Regions from separate parts of the Mus musculus genome. Here regions 1 and 3 are each linked to region 2. The links are chromatin loops, found by intact Hi-C in ENCODE. Cell type or tissue: left cerebral cortex. All regions are shown on one strand.

Region 1 (8,000 bases), 62 kb after region 2:
CATGGGTAAACACACCCAGAGAATTCTTAGACAAGTCTCTTTTAAATAAATAAATAAATAAATAAATAAATAAATAAAAAAAAGGTGTGGGGTATTTACATGTATATTCATGAACTTGCATGCAAATTCCTTCTTGTGTTTGGGAAGGCCCAGGGACATCAAAGTCTTCCTCAATCGCTTTTCACTTCACTCACTAAGGCAGGGTCTCCCAGTTGAACAGAGAGTACACCTAATGCAGCTGGTCTGGCTAGCCAGCTTGCTCCAGAGATCTTCCGTCTCAGTCTTCAGAGTGCTGGACTATAGGTCAGGGCCACGCCCCCTCAGAATTCTCAGGAGTGTGAGGTGAGGGATCGAACACCAATGCTCACACCAGGGCAATAAATACTTTACTCACTGACCCATCTCCCTACCCTCATTCTTTCTTTTTATTTGGAGGAGGGGAGATGGAATTTCTGGGTCACCAGTTAGGCATTCATTTGGTTGATAAAATGGCAAAGCATCTCTGGAGACAGCCACAGGCTTTAGATTCTCCCAGCAGACCCATCAAGGATACTTTCCGTGTATTGACTGCTTAAGCCATGCACATCGGATGAGAACTTCGGAAATGAGATTGCACATCCGGAAAGTTTCCTGCAGGAGCTGTATCAAGTCATCGACTAACAGGCTCTCCTTGAGTTTTGTGGGACAGGGGCCGCTTATCAACCTTAGTCCCAGTTTCAATGGATCAAGAGATCCTTTTCCCTCGGCCTGTAACCCAAACCACGGAGATGAGGCGAGGAAAGGTGCCCTGGGAAACGGGAGTCCGTGCCGAGCTCATTCATAGCAAGTATTCCTTACCCACAATGCCCATCACCTCGCCAGACACAACAGGAAGAGGAAGGATGTGGAAGATTCCGCTCCTGGTCTCTTAATCTCTTGATCTCAGTCTCATTCACAATACAGGCAACAACTCTTCCTTTGATGCAAAGGCAGACTCACGGGTCTGACGTCAAGCTTTTGACCTTTGACCTTTGCGTTCCATTCTGCCTACTCTCTCTGGGATGCCTTGCCTGAGCCAGAGTACAGGGGACTCATGGAAGCCGCGTAGACAGGTCAGCTCCACTGTGAGCAAATCAGGAGCTACAGTGATGGAGGAACCAGCCAGAAACTTCCTGGCACGAGAACCTGCCTCTCCCGCTTCTCCCGTGCCTGAGACTGAATGCATGACCCAGAACTAGACTGTTGGAATATTCCACGCCCCCTCTCAAGAGAGAGATTTAAAGATGCGACATAACCAAACCTACACCAGTGAGATACTGGGTGTAACTTTTGCTGTCAGCATGGAGGAAGAAAACAGTTAAGAGATAGAGAGAAAGGGGGACGAGCCAGTGGTGTAGCTTGAGCCCCTGGGTCCAGCCATTCCTGAAGCCTCAGGCTTTCCTGTTAGGTCATCCAGCGTGCACATCCTCCAGTGTGCTTTATTTTATGTGTTGGACTACAAGGAGAGAGGTTGGGGGTGAGGATTGAGGGGAGGAGGATGGAGAGAGGAGAGAGAATGGCCAGTAAGACTTGGAAAGATAGGGTTCTGTCTGTCTACATGTCAATGTGCCCCTGTGGTCACTAATTGGGCAATGCCCCCTCCCATCTGACTACCTACAGAAGCCCTCCTCAGGCACTTGTACCACCTTCTCTCTCTACTTGCCAGCACATCACTGGTACATGTAACCTTTCACAACCACTGTCTCCTCTCTCTTGGTAGGCTCCTTGATCTTATGAGCTCAACCCCCAGCACAGGGCCTTCATAACCATTGGGAAATAATAACCAATGCAAGCTGGAGCCAGGCTTTTAACTTAGAATGGCTCCAAGCCCTTCCTAAGGCTCCCGGAGCTCATTCATTCCTGAGCAGGGGTAGAGAATGCAGCAGTTCCCACACACACTGACTTAGAACTCCATCATGTGTGTGCTACATATACACGTCTGTGTATGTGTGCACAAATCTGCATGTACACACATACACATGCATACTTGTGTGCTTGTGCACATATGACTGTGGGGGTAAGAAGCTGGCCACATTTACTCTTTATTGCATATTTTGAGACGCAATTTCTCACTGAACCCAGTATTTAGCCAACTGAGTCACCTCAGAAACTGAGTTCAGAGAATCTTTCTTTCTTTTTTTTTAAGATTTATTTATTTATTATTATATGTAAGTACACTGTAGCTGTCTTCAGACACTCCAGAAGAGGGAGTCAGATCTCATTACAGATGGTTGTGAGCCACCGTGTGGTTGCTGAGATTTGAACTCAGGATCTTTGGAAGAGCAGTCAGTGCTCTTAACCATCTAGCCATCTCACCAGCCCAAGGGGAAACATTTCTATGCTTCTTGATGTGAGTATAGAAGTCACTCTCCATAATTCTTTGATGAAAAAGTGAAGAACTTGACGTGTTAAGTCAAGTTTAATCAGGAGCCTCAGGGTGGAAAGCTGCAGAAACTTCCTAAAGCAAAAGGGATACAACACTGTGATCCTGTGGGGGACACTATGGGAGTCACTCTGACGAGGATGCTATGCCCTGCATTTTGTGCCCATGACTCTCACCGAGTGACAACACTGTGTCCTTAGTTTTGACCCCCTTGTTTCATTTGTCCTATGAAGGGTCTTGCGTAAATGACAAAAGCTGATTTTCTATTTATTATTTGTTTATTATTCAGAAGGGCAGCCGTGTGGAAGTCAGAGAACACTTGCAGGAGTTCTCTCCTTCCATCACGTGCGTCCGGGGTTGGGAGCAAGGACCCTCAGAACTGAGCCATACGGCCTGGATAGCAGAGCAGAATCCTTCTAGCGGGAGCTGAGAGTTCTCCAGCTCTGTACCGTTCATCCAGTTTGTGAGCTGGAAGAGGGCACAGCTCCCTGACAGGCTGGTCTCAGCAACAGCAATTAAAATTAAAATGCCAGCCAGCCTCGGCGCTACTACTAGCCTAAACCCTGACCTAGACATAATTAATGTTCCATTATCTCCAAGGGAGATAAGCAAGACTGTGTGGAAAGGCAAACGCAAATATCATTAATATTGTACATCTGTGCTGGGTGCAATGGAGGGAGGGATGGGGCGCGCGCAGTCACACACCTGGTGACACCCATAGCACAGCCACGTCGCCATCGCCTCTACTGGGCGACGGGAGCTGCGGGGCGAGGTCGGGCACATCCGGCTGCCAGGTTCCTAGAAGGCTACCCCGGGTTAAGCTCACAGGAACCCGCCCCGAGAAGGTTCCTAGTATCCCGGCTAGCTGTTCCTGTCACTGTCACGTGAGGTCAGCAAAAAGAGAGAGAAAATGTTTCTTGGGGGCGGCGGATACCAAGGGGACATCAAAAGTCCCGTTCTGGAGGTCAAGGAAAGCCTCTGCCTTAAGAGTGCCGGCCCAGGGGGGGTGGGAAAAAAAAAAAAAAAGAGTGCCGGCCCAAGTCCCTCAAAGCCAGTGCCAGCCAGCCAAGAGGAGCAGGCGAATGCGCGCGCGCAGAACCCACCCCCGCCCCCAGAGCCCCGCCCACCACTCGGCGACTCCCGCCCACCCAGCTGTCAGCCCCGCCCTCCTGTCTGTGCGCCGGCGCAGCGCGCCCCCTGGGCGCGAGGAACCCAGGGAGGGCGCGAGGCGCGCGGGCCCGGGAGCGCGCGCGACGCTGGCAACCTCGCTCAGCCCTAGGTCACCGCCCGTGTCGCCGGCTGAGGCGGCCGCTGCGGCCCGCGTTGAGGGCGTGGTGGCTCCGGGTGGTGAGGGTCTGTCCGCCCCAGGCCGCGCTCGTGGGCATCCCCCCTCGGGCCTCTCCCCTCGAGCGCACAGGTGAGTCTCCCCTTCGCAGGGCGGGGCCGGGTCGCGGCCGCTCGGAACAGGTTTGCAGCAGCTCTGGGTGATGGATCCCCAGGATCCCTGAAAGTTAAAGCAGCCTCAGCTAGAGCAGCAGCTGCCCAGATCCTCCAGGAACCCCCTAGACGTTGCTAAGGACCAACCGCCTGATGCCCAGGATCTCCCCCAGCAGCTTCGGGGTAACGTCCTGCAAAACAACCCTCGCCCCCAGGTCCTTTCTCCTCCACCAGCAATTTCTCCACCCGCAGTTCGACTTTTTGAAAGATGTCAGGCCCAACCTGGCCCCCCCCTCCCGGAGGGCAGGGAAGGTGTGGCTAGTAAAACCCTCCTGGCAGCAGGTGGAAGCCCCACTCCCCTCTCTCCTCCCCTCCCCCAGGATGCAGGAATCCTCGTGCTTCTCTGCTTCCCTGGCATCTGGAAACTTGTCCGCTTCCTCTTGAACCCTTCAATAGCTGTCTGTTTCCAGGTTGTGGGGTTCCAGCTTCCGTGCGAAATCTCATCATCTCCTCTGGGGATTAAGATTCTAGCGGCTCACGTCCATGTTTCAGATTCAAACTAGGATTATGTAGAGTGATGTTTTATTGTAGGGTTTAAAACCAAATATATATATATTCGCGTCCCAATATTGAAGGCTATCTAGGACAATACATTTACTTGAACTTTTCGTAGAAGTCTCTCATCTACTAGTTGGCCAGAGAAGTAATTGACCATCTGTAGCTATGATTAGTGATTACTTTAAAATGTTATTTTAAGAACTGGGTGTGGCACACGTTTATAATATTAGCAAGTGGGAGACTAGTCTGGACTACATAATACGGTCCTGCCCAACAAAACAAAATAAAACCTATCTTAACACAATGCCATTACCTCTAGTCCAATATATCAATATGTAGTCCTATGAGATGGCTCAGCTGGTACAGACAGACACACTTACTGCAAAGCCTGACAGTTGGAGTTCCCGGATCCCGGGGATCAACATGGCAGGAGGAGAGAATCAGCTTTTGCAAGTTGTCCTTTGACTAATACCTGAGTGTTGCTGAGGCCACAGTCAAACACACATATAAACATTCAATAAATATATGTTAACAAAATAGTGTGCCGGGGGCGGGGGATGTCCACTGTTAAGAGCACCTACTGCTCTTGCACAGAACTGGGCTCTGAGTCCTAGCACCCGTATGTAACTTCAGTTCCAGGTGATCCCACCCCTCCTCTGACCTCTGAGGGCTTATGCACACACCTGATGCATGTACACAAACTCAGAAGTAAGTAAAAGGGCAGAATTTGAGGAATATATTAAGTCTCAGAGTCTGGGTGTTTATGCAGCATGCACAGTTGTTCATTTTGATGGGGATTTCACGTTAGCGTTCAGTTATACATTGGATGTGGGAGGATTATGAAAAAGATGAAATCAGTATCCTGTTACTCTTCACTGCAGCTTTCCAATTTGCTTCATTGGCAGCCAGTTTCCAAGAGAGGAGCTTTTAGTGTTTTGGGGGAACACAGATTTGATTTTTTTTTTTTTAACTATTCAATCATGCTATATTTTAAGGTTTTAAAACCTTGGAGTGCTCACTAACCCACGAGAAGCAATGCTGCATGATGTTACAGGAAGTGTGGGTCCAAAGGGGGGGTGGGCAGGCATGAAGATACTATAACTTAGAGCTCCAGACCTGCCACCCAGCTCCAAAAACCTACACAAAGCTCAGCCTGGCCTAGAGTGATGTAGTTCAATGGTAAAGCCCTTGACCGGCATGCTGGAGATGCCAGGTTCAATCCTCAATATGAAAACAGAGAAACAGAAAAACCCTCTCGCCATTGAGCTGCAGTAGCAGTGCCCTGAAGAGAACCGGCTCTGCTCGGGTGTCTGAGTTACATGCAGCAAACGGAATGGAGTCAGCTACTCTCCACAGCCTTGGCAGGCGGTGTTTACATTTCGTCTTTCTCATACTAACACACCGAGCAGGAATGTCACCAGTGATAGGGACAGTTATAGATTATCAATAAAAATGCGGTGACTTTAGGTCTTGAAAACAGAATACAGAAATGTAATTTTTAGGTTTTTAGAAGTTTATGTGTATGAGTGTCTTGTCTGCTTGTTCTGTGAGCCACAGACATGCCTGGGGTCCTCAGAAGTCTGAGGAAGGCATTGGCTATCCTGGGGTTGTGAGCCCCTGGGTGGGTGCTGGGAACTGAACCCAGGTCTTCTGCAAGAGCAAAAGCCATCTCTCCAGCTCCAGAAGGATAACTTTTAAAAATTCATGTTTTCAATTGTGTCTGTGTGTGAGTTTATGCACATAAGCACATATCTGTGGGGTCAAGAAGAGGACATTGGATCCTGCGGAACTGTAGTTACAGGTGGTTATGAACCACCAGAGGCGGGAGCTAGGAACCGAACTCTTGTCCTCTGCAAGAGCAGTACGTGCTCTTAACTGCGAAGCCATCCATCTCTCTAGCCCCCAAAATCTAGTCTCTATAACCGATTTTACATTAATGTTCCACCAACTTTATTATGTTGATTCTTGTCACTACTACTACTGAAAAGAAAAAAGAAGCCGGGCAGTGGTGGCACACACCTTTAATCCCAGCACTTGGGAGGCAGAGGCAAGCAGATTTTTGAGTTCGAGGCCATCCTGGTCTATAGAGTTCCAGGACAGCCAGGGCTATACAGAGAAACCCTGTCTCAAAAAACCAAATCAAGAAAAAAAAAAAAAAAGGTAGTAGAGTTCTACCTGAGAATGCTGGATGAGAGATGAGAGGGGAACCATGGTAGACCAGAGCCCCAGGGTTGGCAGGAGTTCCATTTGAAGCAAATCTGGCTAAGAGATTAGAATGTTCCCGGAGTTAGGAAACATAATATTTTGTTGACAAATTCTAGAGGAGAAAGAATTCACCTTTTCCTTGTCAGCTGAAATTGCTTGCCATTCAGCCCTGATGGCTTAGCTCTGTCCCCAGGCTGGTGCAGCAGAGCAGATGGTCAAGGTCTGTCCTTGGAGGCTTCCCACTCACGCAATGTTTGCATGAGGAAACCATTAGCCTAGCCTAGCGGGAAGCCAGCCAGGGCCGGGCAGCACTGGAGATGATGCTAGGCGGGGACCAGCACAGGTGGGGCTTGCAACAGTTGCAGGAATCAGCACTGGAGATGATGCTAGGCCTGGACCAGCACAGGTGGGGCTTGCAACAGTTGCAGGAATCAGCACTGGAGATGATGCTAGGCCTGGATCAGCACAGGTGGGGCTTGCAACAGTTACAGGAATCAGGAATAGAGCCTTTGTGCTGGGGACAGAACCCAGGGCCTCCTGATGCCAGGCAAGGCCTGGAGCTCTGAGCCTGGGCTTCAGCCCTGTAGTGTTTGCTTATTGCCCTCATGAAACCAAGGCTAGCTTATCTCTGTCCATACTTCTCTTTTCCATTTGAAATGCATTTAGCATGTCAGGAAATTCTAAAGTGATTGACAGTGTAGGCTTTTGAGCAAAAAACAAAACATCAAAAACTCTCACGTATTTTCATCAAGATAGCCGATATCTACCTAGAAATGGCAGATAATGTATGACATAAAATTCTGTGAGGCTCACACAAGGCCTGGTGGCCTTTTCCGGGCTGTTTTAAATCTGTCTTTACACTAGAAGCAGAGAACTAAGTCAGTGGCTGTTTGGGAGCTCGGTTTCCTGATAGGTCCTCTCTGCTTTCCTTGAGGTCATACTAAATGCTAGGGTTTTTCTCCCTTTATATTGTGATTTACTCAGTTTTTTTTTTCCTTTTTCATTCCATATTATAGTCTAAACATGAGTTCTAACAGTAGTTCTGGTACTATTGGGCTCCTTTCAACCAACAGGGAAACTCACATCAAGCTTGTGTTAAATAGTTGCTTAGCACAGCCGTGTGTGAAGTGTTACTCTGAATATGAGCATTATTTCTCCTAATATCTTTATTGGGTAAAAGATTATTGTTATCTCTATTTTGCACTTGAGGAACCAAGTAAAAAACCAAGGCAGGTTTGGTGAGCTGGCTCAAAGAGTAGAGGCATTTCCTGCCAAGCCTAACACAGCCCACGTTCCACATGGTAGGAGAAGCAACTCCTGAAAGCTGTCCTCTGACTCTCACACACAGCATGCCACACGCCGGCAGACACTCCACCACCACCACCACCACCACCACCAG
Region 2 (8,000 bases):
AACAGCTTTTCTGGAGTCTTCTCCAGTCTGTAACAGCTTTTCTGGAGTCTTCTCCAGTCTGTAACGGCTTTTCTGGAGTCTTCTCCAGTCTGTAACGGCTTTTCTGGAGTCTTCTCCAGTCTGTAATGGCTTTTCTGGAGTCTTCTCCAGTCTGTAACGGCTTTTCTGGAGTCTTCTCCAGTCTGTAACGGCTTTTCTGGAGTGCTTTTCCGCTGGTTCTGTAATATCTGCCATTGCTGGTACTGCTCTCCTGGTTGGGGTCCATTTTCCTGGATCTTCCTGCTGGGTACGTGCGTTTGCATTCTTTTCCCCTGGCTTGTTTTTGGTAACTTGCAGGTTTGACTTCTTCAAGCGTTCAGGCTTGGGAAGATTCAGAGCAGTTTTTATTCTGGAAGTCATTTATTGTCACTACTAAGGCATGATACTTGATTTTCTTTTAACAGTATCTCTTGTAGCCTGGGCTGGCAAACCCACCATGGAGCTAATGATGACCTGGAACTTCTGATCCTCCTGCCACCGCCTCCTGACTGATGGATTGCGTGCATACATCACCATTTATACCCCTGGATGTGGCGCAGGGAATCGAGTTCAGGGCTACACACATGTAAGCTAGGCAAGCAGTCTGCCAGCTGAGCCACGCCCTCAGTCACTAGGCATACTGCTTCTGTGGAATCATCCTATCTCCTGTCTAACACAGTGTCCCTCCATCCTGGCCTATGGGGACATGAAGTATCCTTGGCTCTGGGGTTCCACAGCCAACACCCAAAGCGATCTCTTCAGATTGCCAGCTTTTTCCCTAAGCCACAGTCTCCTCTGGTATTTTAGATCACAATTCTGCATTCTTTGCCTTCCCTGGACTCTGACCTCCATGTCCTTATGTCAGGTAGCATCCCATCACTTAAACAAAATACTTAAAGACTTGTATTGGCTCCCGGCTCCCAGGGTTTCAGCCCCTCCTCATCGGTCCCGCTGCTCAGGGCCTACATCAGCGCGGACTTCGGGAACACAGCATAGTGGAAGTAGGGGTGGGGGGTCCTCTCCACAGCATCCAGAGAAGCAAAGAAAAACAGGAAAGGGCTGGTCCCAATAGCTCCTCCAACATCACACACCCAGTGACCTAACTTCCTTCCACTGGGCCCTATCTCCTGAAGATTCCACAAACCCCCAATACCATCAAAGGCCAGGGACCAGGTTTTCAACAAACAGGCCTTGGGGGCCATCCAAGCTGCAATGCTAATGCACTTCAATTCAGAAGACTAGAGTTTGTTTCCACTGCCCTCCTGCCTGCAGGGCAGCCTGGAAATTGCTCCCTCCCTAATCGAGGTAACTTCTCTCAGGGACTACATTATTGGGCCACCTGCTTGTCTGAGATCTAAAGAGTTTTCTAATCCATGTGGCTGGGGCTATTATTCTGTTTTTTCTTTTTTCTTTTTTCTGTTTGTTTTTTTCATTTAGTTGTCAATAGCATGTACACAGTTTCATCTCCAAAGCAGTTAATTTTTCATGAGCTGACTCTGGATTCATTTTACCCATACGCCCTAAGGAACTCTCCCTGTCTCTAAATCTTAGTGAATGGGGGAATTGAGTAAGCAATTTTAAGTCCGTCTAGAACTTTCTTCTTCACTGTGTGTTCCTTGATGGATTCTTCTTCGCGAGGGCAATTTGTATAATCTAAGATTTTAACATTTAATAAGATCACGGGAAACTATGGCTTTAAAACATTAAGATATTTCCAAACAGCGATCAATACTGACCAGAGAACAGTGCCTTTTACTGTCTCTGAAAGCAGCCAGTATTCACTAACCGCATTGCCGTGTGACCTTGCTGTTTTAGTAAGGACCATTTTTTAGCCCTCCCGTTAAGGACGCTGCTGTTGGAGAACGCTGGGAATGGTGTCTCATGAAGACAAAGCCCTGGTTTGTTCGGCAGCAACAGCAGTGGGACGTGTAATCCAAGCACTTTGAAATAGAGGCGAGAGGATCAGAAGTTCAAGGATAGCCCGATCTACACGCTGAGTTCTAGGCCAGCTTGGATCATATGTCCAGACCCCTATCTCACAAAACAAAGCAACAGGGCTGGAGAGATGGCCTAGTGGTGAAGGGCACTGACTGGTTTTCCAGAGGGCCTGAGTTCCATTCTAAGCATTCATATGGAGGCCCCAAGCCATTATATAGCTCCAGTGTAAACAGACCTGATAATCTCCCTTTCCTGGCCACCACAGGCACCAGGCCTGTGTGTGCTACAGAAACAGACAGACAGAGAAAAATATCCATATTCATAAAGTGAAAATTAATTTTTTTAAATGACAACAAAAAATTTTGGAGTGATGTTTTCTCCTTTAATGCCAACATGAAAAGGTGGATGGATCTCTGTGAGCCTAAGGCCAGCCTGGTTTAAATAGAGCTTTCCAAGCTAGCCAGGACTACATAGTGAGACTTTGTCTTTAAAGAAAAAAAATTCGGGGCTGGAGAGATGACTCAGAGAGAGGTTAAGAGTTCAATTCTCATGAACATGGCAGCTCACAACTATAACTCCTGTTCCAGGGGCAATCTGACAACCTTCACACAGACACACATGCAGTCAAAACACCAATGTACATAAAATTAAAATAATCTATTTTTTAAAAGTTGCAAGAGATTTTTAAAATTATGCTTCTCACGCAAATTATCAAATTTTTGGAAAATTTTAAGAAAGTATAAAACTGTCAAAGAGTACATTATTCTACCACCAGAAGGAAACAAGTATCTATCTTGCTTTCCAGTCTTCCATGGAATGCTGGTACAGTTGGTAGAGAACAGATATAACCTAGCTCTGCCCAGGATGCTGCTTGCCAGGTGAGCCTCCTGCACTTGATGGGTCATGACGGATGGTCACGGTCTAGCCTGATTTCCTCCAACTTGAAACATCCCTACTAAAGGATAGTGGAAGGCACAGGAGATTCAAAAGACCTTTCAAAGCCCCAGGAGATTGACCCATTAGCTATTTTGCTTGGTGAGAGAGTGTGTTCAAGGCCTACATGGAACTGTACCAACTGGTTAGTGGCTTCGAGAAGCCAGTCTCACCCTTTCATTTGGCCAAAATGGAGTCCAGAATAAAGACTTGCTGAGGAAGACGCGGGAGTACCAAAAGGGTTCTGTTAGAGCTGGCTCTTGGAGGTTCACCCACCGCCCAGTTCTGAGACCCCCTCAAAGACTGAAGTAGGGGCATCAGATGTCCAACCATTCACCGGGCCCAAGGGGGAGCTCTTTTCACGTTGGTACACTGAGGGCTTAAGCTGACCCACTCGTACCCCAAGTGGCACCTTCTGGCATCCGAGGCACCACCCAACTGGCCACAGAGATTCCGCACGCACCCGGAGTATGGAGGTCTCCGTGGGTGTCCCATGGAGTGCGCGGAATCCTCCTCAAGACCTCAAGGACCGGTCCCTTAACAGGAACTGGTTCCTAACTAGTCAATCTATCCCTCCCGCCCGGTCGCTATGGCAACCACTGGCCTAACATTCCAGAGTCCGGCGGCAGGCAACTGGCTAACTAGCCAGGGGTGTCCTCTGTGTCTTTAATGTGAAAAGCTGTTGACCAATCGTTGGAGACGTTTCAAAAACCAACAAAAAAAGCTACCAGAATTTTGGGGTTCGGATTGACAATGCTAAGGAGAACCTGTTAGGCAGGGAACTAACTATTAGGGTTTTTGTTTCTGGGGTTCAGTTCCCTTTTCTTGTTTGTTTGTTTGTTTGATTGTTTCGGTTTTGTTTGGTTGTTGGGTTTGTTTGGTTTGTTGTTTTTGTGACTCATCGAAGGAATAAACCCAAGTGTTCCTACCCATCCATCCACACCCTGAGTGTGAGAGCAGAAAGGTCGATGACATAATTCCCCAAGGGCAACCGTGCAGTATTCCAAGAGCCCCTTACCCGTTTCACCGCAGCCACAGTGCCTAGCCACAGCCCGGCTTAAACCCACCAGCGTCTTCTTTAAAATTATGGGATAGTCCCCTGTTAGAAACTGTCTCCCGCTTGTTCCTCAGATCACATCTCCTGCCACCCACGCCTCAAGAAAAAAAAAAAAAATCTCGCACCGACCCAGTTGGTCTTTGGGCATCTCCCATAATACAATATGGCAGCTCCATCCTCTCTTAAACTCTCCCTCCCAGTTCTACCGCGTTTCCATCGCTGAGGTCTCCCCAATGTCATTTCCTCGTAAAACCTGTGTGATCTCAACATCTCCCCCAGAGGTTGCTGTGCGGCTCTGGACTGAACGGCGCGTGCTGAAAAATGAGCGCGCTGGAAGCTCCACGCGCAGGTTCATGCTCACAGCCGAACCCCTGGGAAACAGCAGCGGGCGGGGGAGGGGTGCGGGGGGGGGGACGGGACTACTAGGATGATTGACAGCCTACCGGGGCTGCTGAGCTGCAGGCGTACCGGGAAATTAAGGACGCAATACAGCCAACAGGTGGGACGCAGGCGCAGGAAAGAAGGGGTACGCACGGTCCCCGAGACGTGTCAGGGCTCTGCTGGGTTTCGATACTGGAGCTACCTGATGGAAGCAGCAGGGGCGCCGCCCGGGACGGTCGGTGGCAGTTAGCGCAGACTGCGGGGGGACACCAGGCGGGCTGCTTAAGCCCAGCCTACTTGTCCGGCAGGTGGAGGTGAGCAGCCATAACTTGGGGACCAAAGCAGCCCGGACTTCTTCCTTTGGCCGCTAGAGGGGACTCCTCCAGGTGAGTGTCAGGTCGCCCCTACGCTTCAAGCGAGCTTGGCGACGCAGCCAATTATTTCAGGATGTCCCGCCCATCCCCTCCCGACAACCACTCGCCTGCGCAGAGGCTTCGCCAGCTTGGGACTGGCAGGCAGTGTAACAAATCAAGTCTCCACCTTTGAAAGCAAAACACTGCAGCCCCTTGGAAACTCGGAGCTGGGAAGGGATCCAAGAGGCTGTACCTAGGGGTGGCACGGAGTGTCCGAGTCGCTTCTCCGGAACCTGGGATAGGTGGATCTAGAAGGAACGTCCCGGGTGAGTCACGGTCATGACTGAGGGAAGGGGTACTTGAAATCAGGCTTGCTGTTTTGATCCCCTAGTATAAATATAGTCTCCCTTGTTGTTGCCAGCCTTGTCAGTTTGGGTTCTGTTGCCTCCGATTTTTTTTTTTTTTTTTTTTTTTTGTCTCTTCCATATTTTCAAGGAGGGTGGGCACGGGTTTGCCTTAATGAAGGAGATGCTGGGCGTTACCAGATGAGGAAGTGGAAGGCCAGTACTGCCGGCTCCAGCGTGCAGGAAATAGCCGGTGCGACTGGCAGGTGGATGGAGGGAGCTCTGTGCTTGGTACTGAAACAGAGGTGTGTCTCTCCGAGAATGTCACCCCTCAGTGCTCAAAAGCCCCGGGAAAGAAAAGCTTGGCATGAAACCGACGTTCTTTGGTCAAACTGAATCGTCAGGTGGTGACAAGACCTCCATGCACGCACGCGGGGGGGCGCGCGCGGACACACACACACACCCTTGTTTTTAGTTACAGCCAATTTCATGGCCGCGAGGCTGTTATGCTCGCTGGAAGACTTGCTCGGTGGGGTTAACGGAGTTATTCATTTAGATGAGGCCGGGGGATTCGAGTGGAAGCAAGCACTTTGTGAATTCTCTTGGGTCAGTGACCATAAACTGTGACTGTGATTGTCAACACTGGCTTGGCTGTGTGCCTCTTGGACATATGTCAGCCTTGGACCAACAATAAACCATCACCAGGCCAAAGTGTGAGCCTTATAAGGGAATGCAACTTACAGAGTCCACGGAGGCTTTGGGGTGATGCTACACGGCAGTTCAAGGAGAATCTTCCTCCCTCTGTCTTTGGGTATTCAGAGCTCTGGGGGTTCCCTGGGTAGAGAGGGGAGTTGAAGCTACTGTTTAAAAGCCAGTGACTCAACACACACACACACACACACACACACAGAGGGGTGCGGTGGGGGGAGACAACCTGCTGTCCTCCCTAGCTGGTTCCCAAGGCCTGTTTGCATTTTCTGACATCCTGTGGGTGGGGCTGGGTATATCTGTTTGTGGCCATGGGTTCTGAGTAAGGCATTCTTTTTTTAAACCACAGTGTATCATGGGCATTACATTTGGTCGAGTGGGCATCTATGCAAGTTACCTTGCCAGGCTCTGAGCTAGGTTTCCAGGAACAGCAGAGGACCTGACAGGTGCCTTCAATCCAGGGCCCCCTCAACTCCAGGCTGGAAGCAGCCCTAGGTCTCTCCCAGGTAGAAGGAGCTCTCGAGCACCCCCATATTAACGATGTCAGGACAGAGATACAGACATTTAACACAGAGTTGCTTTCACACACATGCAGTCTAATCCAAGAGTAATTATAATTATGCCCTCCCAGTCTTCCCAGAAAATTATGGTTCCCAGTTGATCCTATATGCATTGGATCTAACATATCAAAAAACATATGGGAGGCATCTTGCAGAAATACTGTCTCAAATGATAGCAGCAGCAACAACTTAACTTTAGGCCCTTTGACAAGGTGCAACCTGGGCAGAGAGGTCTTCATGGCTGCCCTGTACTAAGCTGGCATTTGGTGTCTGTGCCTGTCTGTCTTGTGACATCAGTGCATGCTGTTGCTTTTCCTAGGTGTGGAACAGGAGGTAGAGGGAACTAGAAACTATGTGATGCGCAGGTTTTTAAAACCTAGGCCCTCAACTCTTTCTTGGGTAGATGCCTGGGAGCTAAGAGCATAGATGTATGAATGAACCCTATAGGGTTACACTGGGGAGTGGGCCCACAAGATGGCTTAGTGGGTCAGGGTAGTTGCGGTTAAGCTTAATGAGTTGAGTTCAATCCCCAGGACCACTATGTAGGATGGAAGGAACTGGCTCCACCAAGCTGTCTTCTGTGCACCTTAGCACACCACATCCCATCGGATTTCCGCGCAGCCCGTGGCACAGAAACATGAGTCACGTTTTACAGCTAAGGAAACTGGCTTAAAAGCTGGGGGTAACCTGGCTGAGGTACACAAGGTAGCACATGTCAGATCAGAAGCAATCCAAAACATGTCAAGAGGCCATCGGGATGGCTCAGCAGGCGAAGACAGCTGTCAGGCAAGGCTGGAAGCCTGAGTTCAATCCCTGGAACCCACTGCGGGAGGAGAGGACTGACTGCCACCACCTCCACAAACACACGACGACCCTCAGACACTCACATACGTGACGATAACACATTAACAACTACAACGTGAAGTATAGTAAACAGTTTGCACAATAGAATAGAATATAAATTCATATGATTTTTGTTTGGTGCTTTGTGTGGGGTTATTCTGTGTGTGTGTGTATATATATATATATATAATATATATTATATATAATATGTATAATATATATATATATATTTGAAAGCATAAGGCTGGATAGAACCTTTTAATACAGTGTTAGGGTTTCCACTGTGAGCTCTTGGATTTTCTCTTCTCTGTTTGGGAGACAAGTGTGAGAAACACTGAAAACAGCAGTCCAGTTAAGCTAACAGGGTGATCTTTATCCCTGCTTCAGCTCAAAGCCACAATTTACAGATGAGATGCTGAATCACCCAGAGCCAAGCTGACCCGGGCATCAGGCCCCACCTCCCAGTACAGCGCCCCTGCCCCGTGGAGGATTTTCCTCATAGTCTTTCCTTCCTAAGTTGAAACACCCGTGATTTGGTTTGGTGTGGTTGTTCATCATTGTTACTGTTGGTTTGGTTTGCTCTAAGACAAGATCTCATTATGTAGCCCAGGCTATCCTGGGGTCCTGTGACAGCCTCCCCTGAGTGCTGGGCTTGTAAGCAGGTGCTGCCAACCTGATGGCCGTGGGATCTATTGATTCATTGATTTCAGAGACAAGGAGAAGCAGATGTCGGTGGCCCATTATCTTGTCCTCAAGCTGATGGGTGAAATAGGAGTTTAAATCGGGGGGGGGGGGGAGCGGGAGTTGGGGGAGGAAGGGGAGAAGAGGGAATGGGATGTCTAAGAGCCAAGAGTAGAGTTTTAGA
Region 3 (8,000 bases), 140 kb after region 2:
AAGATGGAGAAGGTTGTACACAGAATCATAAGGGGCTTTGGCACAGGGAGCAGTCTGAGCTTCATCTGGAGGACAAGAGAAAGCCACAGCAGGGTTTTTAATTGACAGGTTCAGATAATCATCTTGGAAAATCATTGACCATGGGTGGGATGAGACATCAACCCTGAAGGCAAGGAAACTCGATAATGTGTTCTTACACAGACCCAGACAGAAATCCAAAAGACCAGTATTAAAGGCTAGGCTGGCAGCAGTGGTTCACCACTGTCATTCCAGCATTCTGGAGGCAGAGGCAGGCGGATCTCTCCTGTTGAGGCTAGCAAGGTCTACATAGTGAGTTCCAGGACAGCCAAAGCTACACAATGAGACCCTGTGTCAGAGAGTGAGAGTAGTGGGTGGGGAGGGAGGGAGAGGAGAGGGAGGGAGGAACAGGAAGGAAGGAACAGATGGTTCAGTGGTTAGGAGCACCCCCATGGTGACTAATAACAGTTTGTAACTCCAGTTCCAGGAGATTCAGGGTTCTATTCTGTCCTTCTTGGACACTGCATGCATGTAGCATAGAGACATATATGCAGGTAACAGACCCATATACATAAAAATAAATAATATTTTAAAAAACACATCTAAGCCAGATAGTGGTGGTACACACCTTTTATTCCAGCATGCAGGAGACATTAACGGGGGTTGGCAGTTTTTTAGCTTGTAATCTGTGAGTTCAAGGCCAGCTTGGTCTACAGAGAGAATTCTAGGACAGCCAGGGCTACACATTTGGAACAAGGTATTACTGAGTAGCTCCGGCTGTTCTGGAACTCATAGATTTCCTATTTCCTTAGTGCCAGGGTTAAAGGCCTGAACCATCATGGGGTTTCTGTTTTGTTTTGTTTTGTTTTGTTTTGTTTTATTTTATTTATTTGCCAGGCAGTGGTGGTGCCTGCCTTTAATCCCAGCACTTGGGAGGCAGAGGCAGGTGGATTTCTGAGTTCAAGGCCATCCTGGTCTACAGAGTGAGTTCCAGGACAGCCAGGGCTACACAGAGAAACCCTGTCTCGGAAAAAAAAAAAAAAAGATTTATTTATTGTATTTATATGAGTACACTGTCACTGTCTTCAGACACACCAGAAGAGAACATTGGATCCCATTATAGATGGTTGTGAGCCACCATGTGGTTGCTGGGATTTGAACTCAGGACCTCTGGAAGAACAGTCAGTGCTCTTAACCACTGAGCCATGTCTCCAGCCCAGGGTTTTTCTTTATACTCAGAATCCTCAGACATCCTCTGCCTCCCAGGTGCTGGGATTTCAGGCTTGACCCACCACACCCACTATTAAATATTAAGAGAAGCAGAAGTCAAGATTTGACCAGAGGGCACAATTCATTGTGAGAAACAAAGGTTGAGGATAAGTGAAAAAACAAAACAAAACATAACAACAACAAAACCCCCTAAATTCAGGTGATAAAAGCTGGGGGTGGAGGGTGCGTGAGCCTTTTTCCTGGGGGACACTTGAGTAGAATTTGAGGATTACCAAGTAACCTTGCTGTTGCCTATCTCAGTCAGAGGTTTCATGAAGCTCAGAGACCGGTACAAACCTTGGGCAGCAGGAAATTCAGGGAGTGAGGTTGAGGCACAAGGGATCAAGGAAAGGGCAATTTTGACTTTTGGAGGGGAAAAAAAATGTGAGGAACCACTGGAGACTTTTCAGCAGACAAGTGCCCATGGTTTTCTTTCTTTCTTTAACGTCCTTTCTTTGTACTTAATGGGGTTTCTTTATGTAGCCTTGGCTGTCCTGGAACTCACTCTGTAGACCAGACTGGCCTTGAACTCACAGAGATACCTAGGGTTTTCAACAGCATCGTTCAGCATCCGGGCCTCCTTCAGAATGGATGCTGGGTGGCAAGGTCAGGAACAGGGCTATCTGTGACAGAACTAGTGCAGGAGTTCAACTCAGATAAGGGACCTTGGGCCTCCATCATAGTGGCATGTGTGTTTCCTGAGGGCTTGGGAGTGGGGTGTGCAGGAAAGAGGACTCTCAACAGCAAGATTGTCCTAAACAAAAGGAAAGCTACTGCCATCTACAGAGACAGAGAAGGCTCAAAGACAGCCTCTCTGATTTCCCTGCTATTTCGATTCATTTGATGATTTTGATGGACGAGACGAACCTAGTCATATCTGGTCTGTGGGCGTTCAAATGGGAAAGTCAACCCCCTTTAAGTAGGAAAGCCAGGAAAAGAAAAAAAAAAAAAATGCCTGGAGACATTCGGGTTTCTACACTAGCACTCCTAGGGCAGACATGCCCACTTCCCGACTTTTCCATGAAAAAGCATTAGAGGTGCGCGTGTCTGTGAAAGATGGAATGTTACAAAGTGGCCCCAGAGAAACTTTTCTGGAGAGAAAGCGCTTGGTGAGCACATTAAAGGGCCGGTTTTGGCCCTCTTCCACTTCCTGCCCTTCGGCGTGGTTTCGCAGCAGAAGCACAGAAAGGTATCCAATGGACACCTCAAGAACAAGCCAGATGCGACGCACATCCGGCGAACACGCGGGCTTCATACGAGCTGACGCTGCAGGCTCAACCCCGCCGGCAACCTCCCAAAACCCACTCCTAGCTCAACTTTCACAATGACAACAACTGGCGTATCGGGCCGCCCCTAAGCAAGCATTCTCTTTTATGACTACCCATGCACCCCAGGACTGAGGCTTCCCCCCCGCCCCCCATCTCCCTTCAACTCCCCACATCCTCCCACTACGGATCAAAGGAAGGATCAACTCAAGTCGCGCGAACACCGCTGATCATGCGCCACAAAAAAAAAAAAAAAAAAAAGATCGGTAGGGTTGGGCGACCCAAAGATTCTCCCTCCTCTTTCCATTGGTTCCAGTCGCCCAGCTCGCCTCCCCTCCTAGCGAAAGGCTGCCGCCCTGGTGCGCTTGCGCATGCGCGTCGTTCTCGTGGCGCACTGAGCAGGCGCAGCCGCAGGCCCGCCGGAGCGGGGCGGGTGTAGCGGCGCGCGCAGCCTCCCGGCGCTGGGCTCCCTTCTGCCGGTCCCGCCCTCCGTCGCGGCGGCGCGGTGCACGCTGGGATAGGGAGCGATCTCCGAGCGAGGCGGCAAGATGGACGCGGGATTCTTCCGCGTAAGTCCGAGCGCGGGGATCCGGGGAGAGGCGAGAGGCTTGTTTGTAAGACCCGAGGGGGAGGCGCTCAAAATCCCGGACAGGACGGCCCGCGGAGGAAGGCCTTAGAGACCCCGAGGGGGTTCGTGGGCAGCGTCCCCCGGCCTCGGCGTTGCGGCCGAGACCGGTGCGCCCCTGCGCAGTCTCCTCCTCCGGGATCGTCCCCCCCTACGCGGCGGTGGCGGTGGCCGGAAAATGGCGGCGGGAATGGGCTGGAGCCGAACCTCACCGGCCGCCTGGCGAGGCCCTGTAGGCCGGGCGCCGCGCCGGCCGCCCGGGCTCGGGGCCTAGCGGAGCCTCAAGGAGGAAGTCTTTAGGGGGAGGCCGGTGGGAAGCCCGGGGCGGCTGCGGGGTACCGGTTGTATGGTTTGGGGCTCCGTCCTGAGAGGTGTTTGAGGAAAGGGGCCTTATTATTTTTTTTTTTTAGTGGCAGCTTTGGAGAAAATGGGTGCCCCCCCCCCAAACCCCGACGTACAGCGTCCACCCTCTGGGTCTTAAGCTTTCCCGGCGGCGCAGGGTCAGAGTTCGTGAGCGCTCCCGCCCAATTTGATAGCTCTTCGGGGAGGGGAGCTTAGATAATTTGTAGTTGGAACATTTGAATCGGAGGCTTTTGGAGTGAACGGTGTGTGCGAGGGTGGAGACAGATTACGGTTGTGACTCCGTCGCGCTTCCCGCTCTTCGCTAGCACCCTTTCCCAGCGGCCCATGTCCAGGCAGGGGACGTTACCTTGGAGGTGGTACATAGATCCCACACAGTAAGGCAGTTTATTAGGTCCACTTTGGAAGGAAAGTAGCTACAGGTCGAGATCTAGATGTATGGGAACGTACACTTGTGGGATTAAAAGTAGCAACAAACCCTTTAGGAATCGCTGATTCTTGTAATGCAGAGTAGAACCTTGTAAGACAGCTTGGTAAAAATCCAGATACCAGCTCTCTGTCATACCACTGCTTAGAGTTTTGCATTCTCTGAATCAAGCATATAGTTTACAGTTTGTGTGCATTTTTAAAGAAAAAATTGGAAGGCGGGGGAAGGAGGAGGGAGATAATAAAGGTGCTTCTTGTATGTGGTTCATGAGAGCTTGCCTAGTATGAACAAGACACTGGGGTCTATCTCCAGCACCTCAGATACTTGCACTACAAACTAGGCACTTAACCTTTGTAGTCAGTACTCATTTCTTATGGCACCGAAGTTAACACTTAAAAACAGTCGAAGGTTTCTTTCACTTGTCAATTGTCTCTTTTTCTCCCCCCACCCCCTTCAGTTTTTGTTTTGCCTTTTCAGGAAGTGGTTTATGTGTGTAGCCTTGGCCATCCTGGAACTCTGTAGTCTGTAGGCCAGGCTAGCCTTGAACTCAGAGATCTGTGTGCCTCTGCCTCCCGAATGCTGGGGTTGAATGAAGACTTGCACCCTGGCCAGGCTTGTCAGTTATTTCTAGTGGAAAGGAGATTGAAGAACTAAAACAAAGCGATATGTCAATTTTCAGGCGAAGATGTCCTTTGAAAAGGACAGGATCTGGAAAATAACCCACTTTTTAAAATATTCTTTTTACACTTACTTAAATGAAGTAGTTTTGTTTTCCCTGGGTTGGGTCTTTTGGGGGCAGGGGCAGTTGAAGTGTTTTGAAACTGGGTTCTCTAACCCAAACTGGCCTTGGACCTAGAGAGTCCTGCCTTGACTTCTCAGTACTAGAATTTCAGACATATGCTACACACTGACAAAGTGGGGGATTTATGTTCTGAGTTAGAAAAACTTACTAGGCAGTGGCGCACACCTTAAATCGCAACACTCTGGGAGGGAGGGGAGGCAGAGGCAGGCAGATCTCTGAGTTTGAGGCCAGCCTGGTCTACAGAGTGAGGCTACATAGAACCCTGTCTCAAAAAAATTTAAAAAGGGGAGAATGGGGGTGGGGAGGTAATTTTAGATCAGTTACCTAGTACAACCTGATTCTGAGTAGAATTCGATTTAAGAATTGGTGATAGTAAGCCGGGCGTGGTGGTGCATGAAAAACCAAAAAAAAAAAAAAAAGAATTGGTGATAGCATTCTCTCTCTCTCTCTCTCTCTCTCTCTCTCTCTCTCTCTCTCTCTCTCTCTCTCTTTCTCTCTCTCTCTTTCTTTCTTTCTTTCTTTCTTTCTTTCTGAAGAGGTGGTTGATAAGATCAAAAGCAGACCAGGACAGCTTTTGAACTTTTTTTTTTAATATTTATTTTATGTATATGAGTACATTGTAGCTGTACAGATGGTTGTGAGCCTTCGTGTGGTTGTTGGGAATTGAATTTTAGGACCTCACTCACTCGGGCCCAAAGATTTATTTATTATTATTAATAAGTACACTGTTGCTGTGTTCAGACACAGCAGAAGAGGGCGTCAGATCTCATTGCGGGTGATTGTGGGCCACCATGTGGTTGCTGGGATTTGAACTCAGGACCTCTTACCAGCCTGGCTTTGAATTTTATTTTATTTTATTTGAAACAGGGTTTCTCTATGTAGCCCTTGGCTGTCTTGGAACTCACTCGGTAGACCAGGCTGGCCTCAAACTCAGAAATTAGCCTGCCTCTGCCTCCCAAGTGCTGGGATTAAAGGCATGCGCCACCACTCCTGGCTGGCTTTGAACTCTTTAGAGATGGCCTATCTCTAAAGGTATATGCCACCACTCTTGGCCCAAAACTTTTTTTCTTTTTCTTTAAAACCTTTTTGGTTTTGCAGTACTAGGGCCCATGCACCATGCACCAGGCTCTGCACTCAGTCACAGCCTTTCTGGATCTCTTTCCGGTGACTAGGTTTGACCTTTCCACTGATATCCAGTGCTTATGCCGTGTAATGATCAGATGACGGTGGTTGGCATACCTTATCACCTCAGACATCCATCTCTATTTTTTGCTTCATTGCCATTAATTTGACGTAAAGAAAACATTCTCAGAGATTAGGTTGTGTGTTCTCAAGAAATATGGTAGCAGAACTGGCACACTTTTACAGGGTTGTTGTTGTTTTGTATTGTTGGTTGTTTTTGTTTTCCTTCTCAAAACTTAGTTTTGAGACAGGGTCTCACTCTGAAGCTCTAGCTGTTGACTGGTCTGGCCTGCAACTCATGGAGACCCTCCTGCCTCTGCCTCCTGAGTGCGGGCATTAGAGGTTTTGGACACCATACCCAACCCAAAACTTTTTGCTGCTGATACAGTCCTGGGGATCTCACCCGTGTGTTGTGCATGTTAGCTGAGTGCTCTTGTCCCTCTGCTATTCTCAGGCCAAACAAATGTTTTCAAGGGAATGGAGCTAGTCCGAAAACTAATCTGTAGATTTCAAGTCAGAGCCAGTTACTTCCAGGTTTAATTGAGCCAGGAGGAAGGATGAAATGAACAAAAACTGTGATGTGGTGCTGTTCTGATGAGTCCTTTGGTGAAGTTTTGTTCTCATTTACTTAAGAACTGTTGTTTGTTCCTCCAGATAGGGTTTTGTTGTAGTCCAGGCTGGCCTAGAATTTGCAAGTTTGTCTTTTTTGTTGTTTTTGTTAAGATTTTTTTTAGTATTATATGTAAGTACACTATAGCTGTCTTCAGACACACCAGAAGAAAGTGTCAGATCTCATTACATATGGTTGAGAGCCACCATGTAGTTGCTGAGATTTGAACTCAGGTCCTTCAGAAGAGCAGTCAGTGCTCTTAACTTCTGAGCCATCTCTCCAGCCCTGCAAGAACCCCTAATTCTTTCTTCTTGTCTTAAATTTTAGAGTTACGAGAGTATACCTTCTCGCCTGGCTTTAAATTCATTAATTCACATTTTCTCTCTTCTTTCTTTCTCTGCTCCTCTCCTCTCCATCTCCCCCTTTCTCTCCACCCCTTCACCCTCCCCCATCCATTTTCCTTTCTGAGACAGAATTAGAGGCCTGAACTCGGTATGTGGTTTAAGATACCTTGTCTTCCTTAAATGCCCATATTATTGGATTATATTTGTGCACCACATTTTTTGGTTCTTGGCATTCACCCCCTCTAACACACTGGGTTTCCCGTGTCTCTCTCAAGCTGTGGAGCCAAAAATGACCTTGAACTTCTAACCTTTCAAATCCCTAGGACTCAGATTACAAGTACCACTATACCTGGCTTATAGGACTCAGATCATAAGTACCGCAATACCTGGTTTATGTAGTACTAGAATTAAACCAAGGGCTTCCTTTTTTTTCCCACCCCACCCCCCTCCAGACAAGGTTTCTCTGTGTAGCCCTGGCTATCCTGGAACTCACTCTGTAGACCAGGCTGGCCTCGAACTCAGAAATCCTCCTGCCTCTGCCTCCCGAGTGCTGGGATTAAAGGCTGCGCCACCACGCCCGGCTAAGCCCAGGGCTTCCTGCATGCTGGGTGAACTCTGCCACTGAGCTGTATCCCTATCCTCCAGCGTCTGTCCTTTGGTAGTGACTGGGACTTGGTGTGTCTGCCAGGCCACACTGGGACTTGCTGCAGTCTTCATGCTTCTGCTCATCGTGTTCTTAAAGTTGTGACCAGCGGAACAGAACAGTCTCACTGTGCTGCATTTAGGAGAGGATGAGAACTTGAAATGTACCCGCTTTCTCATTTAAACACCCGCAAAGAAAGTATATGTCTCAAAGTTAACATTGTGGAGAGGGTATCTTGCTCTGACTATTGTATTTTTTTTTTTAAGATTTGTTTATTTATTTATTAATTATATCTAAGTACACTGTAGCTGTCCTCAGACACTCCAGAAGAGGGAGTCAGATCTCTTTATGGATGGTTGTGAGCCACCATGTGGTTGCTGGGATTTGAACTCCTGACCTTCGGAAGAACAGTCGGGTGCTCTTACCCACTGAGCCATTTCACCAGCCCGACTATT

Evidence for each region. A loop is a pair of places that touch in the nucleus more often than their neighbours do. Peaks named below come from ENCODE experiments on the same cell type or tissue, not always from the same donor. Only the 100,000 strongest peaks of a DNase experiment are listed, where the experiment ranks them.
Region 1: a loop joins it to region 2, with 4 times the contacts of the local background. A loop is called at or near these places in 16 of 42 quality-filtered maps.
Region 3: it touches region 2 in a loop (9-fold over the local background); 4 of 42 quality-filtered maps call a loop at or near these places.

Annotation. Positions count from the first base shown.
Region 1 is chr4:135,429,430-135,437,429 of GRCm38, reverse strand. It overlaps Rcan3 (regulator of calcineurin 3), which reads left to right and starts at 3,625. Exons shown (of 5, transcript NM_022980.4): 1 at 3,625-3,818. In left cerebral cortex, a CTCF peak has its summit at 3,618; DNase peaks (open chromatin) are centred at 3,241, 3,550, 3,831 and 7,902; H3K4me3 peaks cover 1,726 bases; H3K27ac peaks cover 1,020 bases.
Region 2 is chr4:135,491,436-135,499,435 of GRCm38, reverse strand. Nipal3 (NIPA-like domain containing 3) reads left to right here and starts at 4,858. Exons shown (of 12, transcript NM_028995.4): 1 at 4,858-5,006. It overlaps Stpg1 (sperm tail PG rich repeat containing 1), which reads right to left and starts at 3,449. Exons shown (of 9, transcript NM_030189.3): 1 at 3,290-3,449. In left cerebral cortex, CTCF peaks have their summits at 4,472 and 4,674 (motif pointing right); DNase peaks (open chromatin) are centred at 4,115, 4,484, 4,797, 5,341 and 2 more places; H3K4me3 peaks cover 2,559 bases; H3K27ac peaks cover 1,671 bases.
Region 3 is chr4:135,348,218-135,356,217 of GRCm38, reverse strand. Srrm1 (serine/arginine repetitive matrix 1) reads left to right here and starts at 3,072. Exons shown (of 18, transcript NM_016799.4): 1 at 3,072-3,121. The coding sequence starts at 3,101. In left cerebral cortex, no CTCF peak of the experiment used is centred here; DNase peaks (open chromatin) are centred at 1,975, 2,538, 2,942 and 3,629; H3K4me3 peaks cover 2,671 bases; H3K27ac peaks cover 1,983 bases.